Regions from separate parts of the Homo sapiens genome. Here region 1 is linked to region 2. A link is an interaction called in ENCODE POLR2A ChIA-PET data of the cell type or tissue named here. Cell type or tissue: OCI-LY7. All regions are shown on one strand. Links, peaks and the distances in the headings refer to the core of each region. The heading gives the core; the rest is flanking DNA.

Region 1 (4,397 bases), core at 106-4,105, 220 kb after region 2:
ACTACGGCCAGCTAATTTCTATATTTTCAGTAAAGACTGGGTTTCACCAAGTTGGCCAGGCTGGTCTAGAACTCCTGACCTCAAGTGATCTGCCCTATTTGGCCTCCCAAAGTGCTGGGATTACAGGTGTCAGCAACTGTGCCCAGCCCTCTCCTTTAATTCTTATGAAACCTTTGTAAGGTGGACGTTGTCAACCCTATTTTACAGATGAGGAAACAAAGGGCCAAGAATTGAAATGACCTCTTCAAGATCACAGAGCTAATCACTGTATAGCAGGGTGTCCACCCCAGCTGAGGGTGAAAATTACGTCTGTTCCATCACGGCACCCTCTCGAAGGAGGTGATGAAGAAACTCGTTCTGTGCTATTCCTAATAGCAGTCACTTCGGGCACTGCTTCATCAGCAGCTCCTACGGCCATCTTGGTGTCCATGTCCACTCCGTGTCTCAGCACTCTGTAGCTGTCATCAGTTTGATGCATCTCCCCTTCCCTAGGAGAACCGACAGGGCTGTCTCACCTGTAACACAGGTGAGGGGTTAGGGAGGAGGTAAGGGGTTAGGGAGCTTGCATGTTGGCCATCCCAGGCACTGCCAAGAGCCAGATCCATTCCTTTAATCCATTGACCCTGGAGTTTGGGAAGAGCTTTCATTCTGAAGCATAGGACTCTGAATTTGCAAAATGTCTTACAGCAGAGACCACCATAAAAATAATTGCACTTTGGTTGCTCTTCTGGATAATCTACAGATTTGTAAGTCTAGAAAATCAGACACTGCCATTGAACCAAATTTGAAATTCTGTAAGGCCTTGGGGTGTGTCCAGGTGCCCTGAGGAAGTGACCAAGGCCATCAGGGTGCTGTTACTGACTTAAGCTTGAGTTTCTTGACATCGGCATCTTTTTCCTGTGGGGAGGACTCCATAGCCAGGCTGGTGCCAGCCAGGACCTGGGTGCCCTTTTCCCTGGCTGCTTGTCTGCTTAGGCTCTTTCCAAGGCTTTAGTTCTGCCCATGTCTGTAAAGAAGGACCATCTTAGGAGAGGGAGAGGGAATGCCAGAGGCCTCCTGGTTCATCATCTCATTACAATACCTCTAACACCTTTGACCTTAGAGTCCTTCTCTTCTTCTAGAGCTACAAATAACACCAGGAAGGTGTGTGGCAGTGGTAGGGCCTCCAGACAGACTTGGTTCCACCAGGCTTTGGAGGGAAGTCATGTACCTCTCAGCCTCATACTCCACATCTGCAAAATGGGAACACGAAGGTCCATGTTGCCAGGGTAAGGAACAAGGCATATTTAGCACTTGTTGCCAAGTAGGTATTCCATAAATGGTTACTATTATTCTTCTATAATAAACTTATTACATAAATCTAACTTTATAGGGCTTATGGGAATTGGAAGGGCTCAGCTCTGATGTTCCCTTCCTCCTTACCTCAGCCAGGAAGAATCCCCCTTTTCCTCCCTCCTGCAGGCCTTGTCTTGCCTGACCATAGAATCTAATACCAACCTTGTAATTGTCATCTGAATACAGACTGCGTCTTATCTACTTAATAGATTGAGGCTCACAGAGGTTAAGGGCTCAAGATCGCAGGCCGGTTAGTGGGGAAGCTGGAGTTCATACACTGACCCGTATTCCTTATCTCAACACCATGAGAACAACAGCATTAAGTGCCAAGTTTCAGAAACTCACATGAAAACTCTTGCTTTTGCTTAGAGGTGGGAATGAGAGGTTCTGAGCTGTCCCATATTGGACATAGGGAACTGGACAGGCCTCCTGGTCTCTAGCACACAGCATATTTTACAGGGAACTTACCAACTTTCCACTTTCCCAACCGGAGGAGGGTTTAGAAACAGCCCCCAGTGATATGGGTGTAGAAACTCCTGAAAGAGTATAGCCATGGAGAGGAAGTGCTCAGAGGTGCTGGGCCAGCAGGAAGTGGGAGCTGTTTCTAGCACAGAGGATGTGGCTCAAGACAAGGTATAAGAAATGAAAGTCAAGAAAGAAGTAGAAGTGGGATACTGAGGTGCCTCAAGCACAAGGAAGTGGCTTTATTGGCCAAGGTGGAAGGACAAAACAGCATTGCAGCGAAGATTTTGGGTGGGTGTGGAAGCCATTTTTCCTCTTATAGTGGCTGCATGAGGGAGGTGTTGGAACCTGGGGATTAGACATCTGGTGTATGGTGATTCTCAGTCAACTCTCACGGGGACTGCATAGAAACCATCTTGAGGAGAAATCGAACTTGTGAAGGCAAAGAAACATTGATTTCAGTGAGGTTTAGTTGACTGAGTTGTGCTTGCATTTTAGTCTTACAGCTCTGCAGGATGTGCTGGTGAGCTGGGAGCTACCCTGGGGAGGCAGCTCTGGTTTTCCTTAGTGTTGAGGGGTCTACCAGCCATTGAGCACAAATGGTGTGCTGGGGCTTACAGAGAGCAAATAATTTCATCCTCACAGTAACTCGTAAACTAGACAAATGCTATCACCCACATTTTACAGAAAGGAGGCAGCTCAGAATCACAGTATTTAATTAACTTGTCCAAAAGTAGAGTTCAGCTGGCAAATTGACGTGAACCCAGGTCTCTCTGATCCAGAATTGAGATTCTTTCTGCTAGGTGGCTTATCCATATACAGGTCTTGTTGGGAAATTTTTCTCCCCTGCCTATGAACGAGAAGCATAATCAGAGGCCACTTTGCGGGGCAAGGGTCCCTTTGAAAATCAGATGAAAGCCACTATGAAAGAGTGCATATGCCCCACAACTTTAGGGGGCTGAGGGCACCTCTGAGGTGCATCCAGAAGTCTCTTAATGTCTATGGAGCCCAGCTCAGGAAACCTTGTGATAAGGAAAAAAGGAACCAGAAGATGTCAGAAAAGAAAGAATTTTTAATGTAAGCAGATTTAAAAACTGCATTGTACGTACAGCCTACACACTCTGAATTTGTTGCCTTGAACATAACAAGCTTACATAAACAGGCTTCCATTACCTTATATGATAAATGTTCTTCTGGTTTGTAATGTGCACGTGAAAATGGACAACTCATTTGAACATTCTACAGGTAGATGTTTTTTCCTACCATAAAAGCCAAAACATCAAATAGCTTAAAACAATATACCTGGAAGTCGACATGATAAAATAGCATCACTTCCTTTTCCTTTACTACTCAGTTATTTTTCCCTGAGGGCAGTCCCTTTGCAGGTGGTATAGGGATGACTTCCATGCTATCACCCAGACTCACTTTACACTACTGCTATAGTCATCTTAAAGAAATTTGCATTTCATTGGAATGTATGTGTTTTCACTAAATTGATTATTTATGTTATACTCCCTTCCAGTGATCCTTAAAAATGTTCATGCACTGAGAATCACCAATGAACAGAGATGGAAGGGAGCTTAGAGATCATCCAACCTGACCTCCTTTACTTTTACAGATGGAGAAACTGAGGAGCTGAGAGGTTAAATCCCAGGCACTCAAGAAGTACCTGTGAAATGTGAGGCCAGATGGAATTTTCCTTCTGCTCCAAAGTCCTGGCAGGGTGGGAATCTTCAGTGGGACAGGGAGCCACAGAGGCTTTGCTAGCAATGAGGGGATGGCCACCGTGAAGGAAGGGTGCCCTGGTCCAGGATGGAGGTAGGACCCACCTGTGCCTCTAAGGATAACCGTCACCAACCCAAACCCGATGGGAGCATCTCTAAGATGAAGTAGAGTCCAAGTGGGGAAGACAGGGGGACAGAAAGGTCCAGAGACTCAGAGAACTTTGGGACAGGGAGAGGATGGTGCAGACCCTCCAGCAAGAGACTCAGGGACCCCCAGCTGTTCCCTGAAGGAGTCCTGGTGTGGGTTGAAAGGTGACTTGAAGGGAAAAGGGAAAAAAATATGTGGTTTAGCCTTAGGCCTCTGTGGATGTTTGGGACCATCTGGGGAAGGGGGTTACTTAGCTGTCAACACGTATGAATAGCCTGCCTGAGCACATTTTGGACCAGGTACTGTGGGAAGTTATAAAGGAGTAGAAGTCAGGGTCTCCACTTTCCAGCTTCTTAGCCACAGAGGTTGATGTGGTTAGGTGCCAAATTTAGCCACTTAACCTTTCGTGCTTTGACTGGCATTTTCAGACATTTACTCCTTTTTAGTTGGATTTAGTTTAGATTAAAACCTGGGTTGTAATCCAGTTTGGCAGCCATCATCTGGGTAGCCTGGGATAGTTGAGTCCTGTGAACTCTTGAGCCTCAGTTCCTTTGCCGGCCAAATGCACATTCTTCCTGTCCCCAAGAAATTAGAAATAACTTGTTTAAAGAGTTAAATTATAAGTCAAATCAGAGGAGCAAAACACCCTGGCTGTCTTCTGAACATACTTTTACTACAGCCATGTTCAGAGCATGATCACGTGCAAAGACAGGGTTTGTGTTTCTGGA
Region 2 (4,397 bases), core at 276-4,275:
GGTTCCTAATGACATTAGTATAATTACTTCTTTGCTTATCCTACAATATACATATAATAGTTCAAAAATAACAATACCAATATTATTACTAGCGATGTGGCTACTAAAGGAAGTTTATGATTTCTTTGCAGTTCTTTTTGTCCTTAGAATAGATCCACTGGGAATGTACAGTGAAACTGTCGAAGGTCAGTTGGGGTCATTTTTCCTCTGTGTGCGTATGTTACTAACTTGAGACGTAATTAGGTCCATTTGTTGTCATTTTTTTCTACTTACATATTGTTTTTTAAATGTAATTTGTAAAAAGTATTTACATATCTCAGTCAAAACTATATGACAATATACATTCAGAAATACCACATTTAATACAATATAATTGTAAAAATGGAGAATTAAAGAGAAATAATTAAGCATTTTCCTGACTTTTCAGTATGAGCTGGATTTCAGATAACCATAATTGAAACAGTTAGAAAGTCACGGAGTCTTTCTCTGTTGCCCAGGCTGGAGTGCAATGGTGCGATCTCAGCTCACTGCAACCTCTGCCTCCTGGGTTCAAGTGATTCTCCTGTCTCAGCCTTCCTAGTAGCTGAGATTACAGGCTCACACTGCCATGCCCGGGGGCTAATTTTTTTTTGTATTTTATTAGAGACACGGTTTTACCGTGTTGCCCAGGCTGCTCTTGAACTCCTGAGCTCAGGCAATCCACCCACCTCAGTCTCCCAACGTGTTAGGATTACAGGTGTGAGCCACCACGCCTGGCCACCATGCTGCAATTTCTAATGATGAATGTATTCACTGTAATGTGATAACTAAAGGAGTAGTCGATTTAGACAATGATCGTCAAAGTTTAGTAAACCCATTAAGTGAAAGATTGACACGGAATATACATTCAGAAATACTACACTCCCTTTCTAACATTGCTTCCTCCACTCTATTCTAGCCTCTCCCATCAATAACCATTTTTATTAATTTTAGTTTTTTCTTCCATTTCATTTCTCTGAAAATATAAACAAATATGAATCTATGTGTTACTATTACACCTTCCTTCTCATACAAAAGCTAGCACACCATATACACTGTTCTGTATTAGGCATTCTTCACCTGACGCTTTGTCCTGGAAAGCCCATGTCAGTATATAAAGATCTCCTCTTTGCGTTACATCACCATGTATTAGTATACTAGAGCTTTTCCAAACAGTCCCAAATTTGGGTTGTTTCTAGTCATTTGCTATTAAAAGCAATGCCAAATCTATTAACCTGGTGCATACAGTATTACATATTTTTGCAATGTAACTTTGGGATAGATTTCTAGGAGGGAGAAAGCTGGGTTAAAGAGTAAATGCATATGCAATTTTGCTAGATATCACCACATTCCTCTTTATAGGGGTCAGAGTATTTTATCATCAACAATATACAAGATTGTTTCCCTCACAGTCTTGTCAACAGAGTATATTGTCAAACTTTTGGATTTGTGCCCATTTGTTGGGTGAGAATTGTTATATAGTTTTTCATTTGCACTTGTCTTATTATGGGTGAAATTGGCCATCTTTTTGTATGCTTACAGGCTGTTGATTACTTTATCTGTGAACTCTATTGCTACTGTTTTCCTATTTCTAATTGTGTTGGATTTTTTCATCTTAATTTTTAAAACATGTATATGTGGGCTGGGTGCAGTGACTCAAACCTGTAATTCCAGCATTTTGGGAGGCCAAGGCAGGAGGAATGCTTGAGCCCAGGAGTTTGAGACCACCTGGGTAACATGGTGAAATCCTGTCTCTACAAAAAAAAAATAGAAAAAATTAGCCAGGCGTGGTGGTGCACACCTGTAGTCCCAGCTACTTAGGAGGCTGAGGTGAGAGGATCAACTGAGCCCAGGGAGGCTGAGGCTGCAGTGAGCTGTGATCAATGCCACTGCACTCCAGCCTGGGTGACAGAGAGACCCTGTCTGAAACCAAACAAAACATGTATATGTGCAGAATATTAGCTTGACTAAAAGCCTTTAAGAGAAGATATATCTAACATTCAAGTTGCTTGAACGTTTACTGTGACAGATTCCCTTCTACTGCCACAACCAGTTGATACAGTCTGCCATACTTGTTGGAACTTCTCTCTCTATCCTTTCTGTCTCTTACCTTGAGTTCATATTTATCTTATCTTTATCTCTCTGTGCTCATTCTGGGTAATTTTTTCAGGTTCATCTCCCAGTTCATTAATTCTCTCTCCAGTAGTTTTTAATCTGGGTTTTAACATTTTCATTGAGTTTTCACTTTCAATAACTATATGTAAGCACTTTGATGTTGTTCGTTTTCAAATCTGCCTATTCTTTTATATATAATACTGTATATTGTGATTTTTTATGTTCTTGCTTAATTTTTAAATTTCTTTAATCATCTTAGTTGTGCTTACTTTATAGCCATTTTAGATCTTTTGTTTCTAATCTTTCTCTTCATTTTAGCTACTGATTCTCTCATGGTAAATTGTTTTCAGTGTTTTTAAAATTTTTGAATTATAAACTGACTTTCACCCAACCGTGAAAATGTGAGAATTCTGTGTAGTCTGTATTGAGAAATTTTCTCTCCAGAGAAGAAGCTTTGCATGTGCCACTTCCAAGCACTCCAGGGGTATCACCAGCCAGAAACCCATTTTTGTGTTAATTTCTCAGCATCAAAATTTCTCAAACCAAGTGGGTAGTACATATTTGAATCTCCATTGCCCATAAGGGCATGTTTATGGGTAAAAATTTTCGGAGGAGATTTTCATTTCCCTCTTGAGCTCAGGTTCACACACAAGCTTCCTTATGATCTTCCTGAGCTAATGAGTATTATTTTTTTCTAATCAATAACCGACATTTCAGGCCTTCCAGGATCCTGGGTGGTAGTATCAGTTTCAATGCCCTGCTTCACAGGGTTGTAAAAACTTGTCTGTAATTCCTGTTTGGCCAATGCCCTAGTTTACTGGGATTGGTGCCCTCACTCAGGACTGCCACAAATGTGTGCATGCTCTTCCCACTGTCCTTCTGTTGCATCTTCCTTCAGGGCCTCTGGAAAATCTCCTTCCTTCCTTACAGTCTCAGGCGGTGCTCCTCATAATGCCTACTTTAGTCAGCAATAAACAAAACACATGTTGTTGAGCTTCTCAACTTATGCTGCCTCTGACTCAAATTATCTTTAATTAAATTAATTAATTAATTAGTTTTCTGAGACAGGGTCTCGCTCTGTCACTCAGGCTGCAGTGCAGTGGCACAATCATGCAGCCTTGACCTCCTGGGCTCAAGAGATCCTCCCACCTCAGCCTCCTGAGTAGCTGGGACTACAGGCGTGCACTACCACACCCAACTAACTTTTGTATTTTTAGTAGAGATGGGGTTTTGCCATGTTGCCCAGGCTGGTCTTGAACTCCAGGGCTCAAGCGATGCACCCACCTTGGCCTCCCAAAGTGCTGGGATTACAGGCGTGAGCCACTGCCCCTGGTCTTCAAAGTATCTTTATGATGAAATAGAAAAACATCCAACACCTTTTCTGGATCAGCATCCAGAAAGACACTCAAAGTCTGAAACCCCTTTTCCGGTAGCAAAATGCATCAAAAATTGGAAGGATGTATGGGGTGTCAAGCTGAAGGGGATTGGGATGGCTCTGCACCTGCCCTGCAGAGAGCCGCACAAATTATTAGCTGTGGATTTTAAAAGCTCTATAAAGCAGCTCCTTATTGACAAGAATATTATTTTCTATTAGAGTCTACATCTTCACCCTCTACTTGAAAGTCCTTTTTATGTTCCTGAAAAAGCGCTGGACTGAGTTCGTCTGCCCACTGCCTGGTTGTGTGCTGTTGGCTACTCAATGCTCACCTCTGAAATAGACAGACTACACGTTAGCCGACCTTCAGGGATGCACTCATGGCTTTGAACGCTAAAATTAAATGTAAACTGACCTGTACATTTATTGCTTGAGGTTAGTATGATCTTGATTCAAAAACCAGTTACAGACAACACAAGAAAGTAAATCACAGTTCCATTTCATTTTCAAAAATAAAATATTGGCTAACAGAATCCACGGTGGATATAAAAAGTAATAATATATGATGTTCACGTAGGAGTTATTTCAGAAATGCATGGCTAGTTCAGTATCAGAAATATCAGTGTAATCCACCAGACAAAAATAATATCAGTAAATGCAGTCAAAAGTATTTTACCAATTGACTCACGAATTATGATTTAAAATTCTCAAAAAAAAAAAAAAAAAAAAACCCCTTCCAACAAGCCTAGCAATTGAAAGGCTCTTCCAAAAATTGAGAAACAGTATCTATTACAACAGAAGCCTACAGTCACATCCTACTAAATGGAAGAAATGTGATCGATTCTCATTAGGATTTGGAATAAGAAAAGGAGGCCGACTCCCACCTCCC

What was found. ChIA-PET counts read pairs that join two places held together with the same protein. Peaks named below come from ENCODE experiments on the same cell type or tissue, not always from the same donor. Only the 100,000 strongest peaks of a DNase experiment are listed, where the experiment ranks them.
Region 1: POLR2A ChIA-PET joins it to region 2 with 6 read pairs; 16 of 35 experiments call an interaction of 5 or more read pairs at or near these places.

Annotation. Positions count from the first base shown.
Region 1 is chr2:8,470,359-8,474,755 of GRCh38, reverse strand. No RefSeq gene overlaps it. Among named protein-coding and RNA genes, the nearest start is that of LINC01814, 110 kb to the left of the region's middle. In OCI-LY7, for the core only: no CTCF peak of the experiment used is centred there; a DNase peak (open chromatin) is centred at 1,975; H3K4me3 peaks cover 1,074 bases; H3K27ac peaks cover 3,053 bases.
Region 2 is chr2:8,686,404-8,690,800 of GRCh38, reverse strand. No RefSeq gene overlaps it. Among named protein-coding and RNA genes, the nearest start is that of ID2, 6.5 kb to the right of the region's middle. In OCI-LY7, for the core only: no CTCF peak of the experiment used is centred there; no DNase peak of the experiment used is centred there.